Regions from separate parts of the Homo sapiens genome. Here region 1 is linked to region 2. A link is a contact called in ENCODE POLR2A ChIA-PET data. All regions are on one chromosome and are shown on one strand. Each heading gives the region's core, a stretch centred on a gene start or an enhancer-like site at or near the end of the contact. The rest is flanking DNA. Distances are from core to core; before and after follow the strand shown. Region 1 overlaps B3GALNT2 (beta-1,3-N-acetylgalactosaminyltransferase 2). Region 2 has its middle 26 kb from the start of LINC01354.

What was found. ChIA-PET counts read pairs that join two places held with the same protein, here RNA polymerase II (POLR2A).
Region 1: POLR2A ChIA-PET joins it to region 2 with 15 read pairs in PC-9. The contact joins two enhancer-like sites. POLR2A ChIA-PET finds 5 or more read pairs at or near these places in 2 of 52 experiments (PC-9 and activated CD4-positive, alpha-beta T cell).

The regions. Positions count from the first base shown.
Region 1 is chr1:235,467,464-235,470,911 of GRCh38, forward strand. B3GALNT2 (beta-1,3-N-acetylgalactosaminyltransferase 2) reads right to left here. Exons shown (of 12, transcript NM_152490.5): 6 at 3,387-3,448. Among named protein-coding and RNA genes, the nearest start is that of B3GALNT2, 35 kb to the right of the region's middle. Within about 2 kb of position 1,673, at least 4 of the 41 ENCODE cell types and tissues checked have a DNase peak (open chromatin) inside an H3K27ac peak, as active enhancers do; they include PC-9, where a contact is called at or near this core.
Region 2 is chr1:234,504,292-234,507,973 of GRCh38, forward strand. No RefSeq gene overlaps it. Among named protein-coding and RNA genes, the nearest start is that of LINC01354, 26 kb to the right of the region's middle. Within about 2 kb of position 1,505, at least 3 of the 41 ENCODE cell types and tissues checked have a DNase peak (open chromatin) inside an H3K27ac peak, as active enhancers do; they include PC-9, where a contact is called at or near this core.

The DNA of each region.
Region 1 (3,448 bases), core at 423-2,922, 960 kb after region 2:
TTTGTTATTTACTTATTTACTTTTTTTTTTTTTTTTTTGAGACGAAGTCTTGCTCTTGTCCCCCAGGCTGGAGTGCGATGGCGTGATTTCGGCTCACTGCAACATCTGCCTCGGGGGTTCAAGCGATTCTCTTGCCTCAGCCTCTCAAGTAGCTGACAGTCGCCTGCCAGCACACCTGGCTAATTTTTGTATTTTTAGTAGAGACGGGGTTTCACCATGTTGGCCAGGCTGGTCTCGAACTCCTGACCTCAGGTGATCCGCCTGTCTCGGCCTCCTAAAGTGCTGGGATTACAGGTGTGAGCCACCGCGCCCGGCCTACTTATTTAGTTTTTTGAGATGGAGTTTCACTCTTGTCGCCCAGGCTGGAGTGCAATGGCGTGATCTTGGCTCACTGCAACCTCTGCCTCCCGGGTTCAAGTGATTCTCCTTTCTCAGCCTCTTGAGTAGCTGGGATTACGGGCATTAGCCATCACGCCTGGCTAATTTTTATATTTTTAGTAGAGACGGGGTTTCACCATGTTGGTCAGGCTGGTCTCGAACTCCTGACTTCAGGTGATCTGCCCAACTCAGCCTCCCAAAATGCTGGGATTACAGGCGTGAGCCACAGCACCCAGCCTATGCTTTATTTTTTATTGTATATTTCTATATTGTTTTGGCTTTAGAACTCAATAGTAATTTCTGTTTATTAACTTCTCTCTAAAAGGTCACAACTTGGCTTTTTGCCTTTAAAATTTTTCTGACATCACTTGCTGGCAAGGGAATAAAGCTTAGTGAAAACTCTCAGCTGTACGCATTTGTGATGAAAATCTTAATTTGTACCTGGGGTTTCTTAGCGTAGGCTTTAAAAAGTTACCTGGTTTTGTTTTTGTTTTTTTAGGTTAACTGTATGTTTAAGCTATCTTTAGCCCTCTATAATAATTTTTACTCCCAAAGGCAGATCATTTGAGTCTTTACATTTGAACCTAGTTCTCAACTCAGAAACCTACCTTTTTTTTTTTTTTTTTTTTTGCGACGGAGTCTCGCACTGTAGCCAGGCTGGAGTGCAGTGGCGCGATCTTGGCTCACTGCAACCTCCACCTCCTGGGTTCAAGCAATTCTCCTGCCTCAGCCTTCCGAGTAGCTGGGACTACAGGCACCCGCCACCACAGCCAGCTAATTTTTGTATTTTTAGTAGAGACGGGATTTCACCATGTTGGCCAGGCTGGTCTTGATCTCTTGACCTCGTGATCCTCCCACCTCAGCCTCCCGAAGTGCTGGGATTACAGGCGTGAGCCACCGCGCCCGGCCAATTTATTTCTTTTAGTGTAACCAATATTACAGAATTTTGGCATATGCTGGGTATTTTAAAGTTTCATAAATAGAAAAGGAGGCAAGATAATAAGGAAAGATATAATTCCATAAAACTTTCTATTTTCAGTAAAAAATTTTTCATAAGACTTAAAATGAACTTTAGTAAACAAGTGGTGTGTGTGTTTACTAAAGTAAACACCATCTTTATTGTCCTCCATTTACTTTATGAAATTTACCTGTCATAATAAATCCTAAATCCTAAACATGAATGAAATCCTAAACATGGCCTACAAATCTAAATGTATAACTACATATGAATCTATGGGTCTATTTGTTTAATGTCTTTCTTCCTCACTGGACTGTAAGTTCCACGGTGGGCCACTAGTATGTCTATTTTACCCTGCCATTGTTTCTGCCTTACCACAGGTATGCAGGAAATGTTTTTTGAATGAGTAATAACGTAGCATATATTCATTTCAACTCAGAAATTAATCCATGTAAATGAGGTTAATATTCATTCACTAAGCTTGTGAATTTAAATGCCAAGTACATTCCTAATCATTGGACAGGAGATCGAGGAGAATAAAAGATTGTCTATGATTCCACCGTACAGACCGTTTGTTTACTAAAGTTCATTTTAAGTCTTCATATACCTGCTTTATTGACCTATATTTACTTTGAGAAATTCACCTGTCAAACTGTTTTAAATTTAAAGCAAAGCCGAATGAGAAATATGAGAGTCAGAAATCCCAGAGTTGCTTCAGCAAAATAAATGAAAGTACTCAATCTTATTTTCTATTTTTTTTTGTTTTGTTTTGAGATGGAGTCTCGCTCTGTTGCCCAGGTTGGAGTGCAGTGGCATGATCCTGGCTCACTGCAACCTCCACCTCTGGGGTTCAAGCAATCCTCCCACCTCAGCCTCCCAAGTAGCTAGGATTACAGGCATGCACCACCAGGCCCAGCTAATTTTTTTTTTTTTTGGATTTTTAGTAGAGACGGGGTTTCACCATGTTGGCCAGGCTGGTCTTGACCTCCTGACCTCCAGTGGTCCACCCACCTTAGCCTCCCAAAGTGCTCGGATTACAGGCATAAGCCAGCACACCCCGCCTTATTTTCCAATATTTTTATCTATAGTAGTTTTTTTTGTTTGTTTGTTTGTTTTGAGACAGAGTCTCACTCTGCCACCCAGGCTGGAGTGCAGTGGTGTGATCTCAGCTCACTGGAACTTCTGCCTCCTAGGTTCAAGCAATTCTCATGCCTCAGCCACCTGAGTAGCTGGGATTCCAGGCATGCGCCACCATGCCTGGCTAAGTTTTTGTATTTTTAGTACAGATGGGGTCTTGCTATGTTGCCCAGGCTGGTGTTAAACTCCTGGCCTCAAGTGATCCACCTGCCTCAGCCTCCTAAAGTTCTGGGATTATTGGCATGAGCCACCGCACCTGGCTAATTATAGTATTTTAACTGAGGTTTTATTTTCAAGGTGAGATAGTAAATACTCTGAATACTACTGAGCAAGTATTCTTAAAGAATGCTAACTTAAAAATTACTGAGAAATAGGCCAGGTGCAGTGGCTCATGCCTGTAATACAGCACTTTGGGAAGCGTAGGTGGGCGGATCACTTGAGCCCAGAAGTTTGCAACCAGCCTAGGCAACATGGTGAAACCCCATCTCTACAAAAAACACAAAAAGTTAGCTGGGTGTAGTGGTGCGCACCTGTAGCCCCAGCTACATGGGAGGATTGTTTAAGCCAGGAGGTGGAGGCTGCAGTGAGCTGTGATCGTGCTAGTGCACCCCAGCCTGTGCAACAAAGTGAGACCCTCTCAAAAAAAAAAAAAAAAAGAGAAATAAAATATTGCATTTTAAAAATGCATCAATCTTAAAGCAAAACTGTAAACTCACTAATGCTGGAGTTACAGGATCATATTTGAGTTTTTGCCTTTACTATGAAGACAACAACATTTGCTACTATATATGTTGTAAAACACACAAGAATCATTGCTCCATGCTGCCTGGGCTCTAAGGTAAATTTTAGAACAATTTTATATATTAAAAAGAAGCTAAAATATGCAATTAAACCTTAAAAAAAAACGACTTACTGTAATGACTCTGAGAACTCCCCCTCCATCATTCACTGTCACTTTGTGGAGATTTCTTGACA
Region 2 (3,682 bases), core at 255-2,754:
TTGTAGCTCCCATAATTCCCATGTGTCGTGGGAAGGACCCAGTGGGAGGTAATTGAATCATGGGGGTAGGTCTTTCCGTGCTATTCTTGTGACAGTGAATAAGTCTCATGAGATCTGATGGTTTTATAAATGGGAGTTCCCCTACACAAGCTCTCTCTTGCCTGCTGCCATGTAAGATGTGACTGCTCCTCCTTTGCTTTCTGCCATGGTTGTGAGGCCTCCTCAGCTGGGTGGAACTGAGTCCATTACCCCTTTTTCCTTTATAAATTACCCAGTCTCGGATATGTCTTTTATTAGCAGCATGAGAACAGACTAATACACTGTGAACCCCGAAAATTTGAGGTAGGTCTCGGTTAATTTGGAAAGTTTATTTTGCCAAGGTGAGGACATGCCCGTGACACGGCCTCAGGAAGTCCTGATGACATGTGCCCAAGGTGATCAGGGCACAGCTTGGTTTTATACATTTAGGGAGACATGAGACATCAATCAATATATGTAAGAAGTACATTGGTTTAGTCTGGAAAGGTGGGACAACTTGAAGCAAAGGCAGGAAGACTCAAAGTGGGAGGGAGCTGCCAGGTCACAGACAGGTGATCCATTCTTTTGAGTTTCTGATTAGCCTTTCCAAAGGAGGGAAATCAGATATGCATCTATCTCAGTGAGCAGAGGAGTGACTGTGAATAGAATGGGAGGCAGGTTCGTCCTAAGCAGTTCTGGGCTTGAGTTTTCCTTAGTGATTTTGGGGGTCCAAGATGTCTTCCTTTCACCACACTATCCCAGCCATAACATGAGAGAGAACAGAGCAGAGAGAGAGAGAGAGCTAGTGTGAGCTCTGGCTAACCACTTACTGGCTCAGCCACCTGGGTAATTCGCTGCATCTTTTGGCCTCAGTTCTTTTTTCAGTTAGATTTCATTCTCTGGAACCACATGATGGGTTGCATTGTGTTTCCCAAGAAGAAATGCTGAAGTCCTAACCTCAGTACCTGTCAACATGACCTTATTTGGACATAGGGTCTTTGCAGATGTAGCCAAGTTAAGATGAGGTATGCTGGAGTAGAGAGGGCCCTTAATTCAATATGACTGGTGCACTTACTAAAGGAGGAGAGATGCCGAGACACAGACACAGGAGGGGGCAGGCCATGGGAAGACAGAGATTGAAGTGCTGCAGCTACAAGTCAAGGAGCACCTAGGGTTATCAGCATCACCAGAAGCTAAAAGAGGCAAGAAAGGACTCTCCCCTGCAGGTTTCAGAGGGAGTGGGTCCTGCTGACACCTCGATCTCAGATTTCTAGTCTCCAGAACTGTGAGACAATAAACTTGTGTTGTTTCAAGCCACCCAGTTTGTAGTGCTTTGTTCCTGGCACTCCTAGGAAATGAAGACAGTGCTATGGGGGAGGAGTTGAAGACCCTGGGCTTTGAAATCAGATGTGGATTTGAATGAAGTTTCAATCACATACCAGTTGATGATGATTTGGGCACATTTCTCACTAAGTCTCATTTCTTTCTTGAAACCTAAGTGGCCCATAAAAGGGAAATGATGAAACTAATCTTGTTAGAAGGGCTATTGCAAAATGAAATGAGACAAGGTGTGTATATTAGTTAGGAATGTTTTTATTGAAAGGAGAAATTCAACATGACTCAGTAAAAATGGGTCTTTGGTGTAAGAATTGTGGGATGTCTCAATCCAACTTGGCCCTAGATTCTAACATTGGCAGCTCTTCATTTTTCTTTCCTGCCCCCCTCTGAATATCTGAACACAAGCTTCTTCTTCCATTCCCCTCTCTCTCCCTTCCATTAAACCAGGTGCCTCTACTTTTCCATTCTTCCAAACTTTGCCTCCTACAGCTTTAGCCGCCTGGAAGAAACTAATTTGAACCTCCCTCTTCAATATATACTGCTTGGGTGATGGGTGCACCAAAATCTCACAAATCACCACTAAAGAACTTACTCATGGCCGGGCACAGTGGCTCACGCCTGTAATCCCAGCATTCTGGTAGGCTGAGGCGGGCGGATCACGAGGTCAGGAGATTAAGACCATCCTGGCCAACATGGTGAAACCCCGTCTCTACTAAAATACAAAAAACTAGCCGGGTGTGGTGGTGCACACCTGTAGTCCCAGCTACTCAGGAGGCTGAGGCGGGGGAATTGCTTGAACCTGGGAGGAGGAGGTTGCAGTGAGCTGAGATCGCGCAACTGCACTCCAGCTTGGCAACAGAGTGAGACTCCGTCTCAGAAAACAAATAAATGAACAAACAACAACAACAACAACAAAAAACCGCCTGTTCCCCAAAAACCTATGGAAATAAAACAATTCTTTTAAAATAATAATTTGAACCTCCCTCACCTTGCAAATCCAAAAGTCCAATGGGAGTGGGAGAGATGTAATGGTCCACTTGAAGTCAGATGTCCCACCCTCACCCCAACCAGCTATGCCCAGAGAAGAGGTTTGTATATTCCCAAACGCATTGCGAAAATTACAGGAGACAATATATAAAAATTACTTTGGAGAACTGTGACAAGTGTAGTGTCGTTATTTCCTATTTGATTTGTTATTATTATTTTTTGATAGAGTTTTGCTGTTTCGCCCAGGCTGGAGTGCAATGGTGCCATCTCAGCTCACTGCAACCTCTGCCTCCCAGGTTCAAGCGATTCTCCCACCTCGGCCTCCCGAGTAGCTGGGATTACAGGCTATTTTCTATTTTAATTCATCGCTCCATAATGGGGACTTTCCATCTTTCTGCCTCCTCTACTCCCTCAGCCCTGCCCTGCTGCCCTTCTTTCCACTCCACCCAAATCCTTCCTGGGCTTCAAGTCCTTACTCAAATCTTTCCAATCCACAGCCATAGAAGTCTTCTCTATTTGCAAATTCCTATTACCCTTAGAGTTGATTTCTCTCACAGTTAAGTCCTTAATTGTCTTCTAATTGGTCCTTGGCCTAGATCCTAAGTCACCAGAGGGCAGGAAGCATGTCTTCTTGTGCTCCTAGAGCCTTGTGCTGCTTCACATATTTCCAGGCACTAGGAGGTGCCCCTCTGCAGTGCTGGTCCTGTCCCACCCCCCCCCCGCCCCACCCCAAGGGTTCCTTGGAAGTTGTTGCCTGCAGGCTTCCTCCCCACTGACCTGGAACTCCAGAGAGGCCCCAAGATAAACACAACGAAAGCCCTCAAATCTGCAAAATCTGCAAAAGATTTAGATTAGGGGTGTCCAATCTTTTGGCTTTTCTGGGCCACTCTGGAAGAAGAACTGTCTTGGGTCACATATAAAATACACTAACACTAACGACAGCTGATGAGCTAAAAAAAAATTGCAAAAAAATCTCATCGTGTTTTAAGAAAGTTTCTGAATTTGTGTTGGGCCGCGGGTTGAACAAACTTGATTTAGACCGTGTTACTGCTACTCAAGGTCTGCAGGGCTGTTTCCCTCACATTGCGCATGATGTAACCAGTTCACCTAATTGCAACCGATTTCAACTTCATGCTATTGGATTTGTTTCCCTAAGGTATCAGATTCCAGAAAGGTCCTACTCTTCCCCAAATCAGCTGGGGAGGTGCGCGCAGCCTATTTTCTACCTGCTTTCTGGTTTAGTCTTGCTCAGAAGCCTGGGCAGGCCAAGTGGGTGCTCCCCTGGGCTGATCCTGACATTGGGCCACAATGGGAGATGTGGTGGAGGAGCGTTATTACT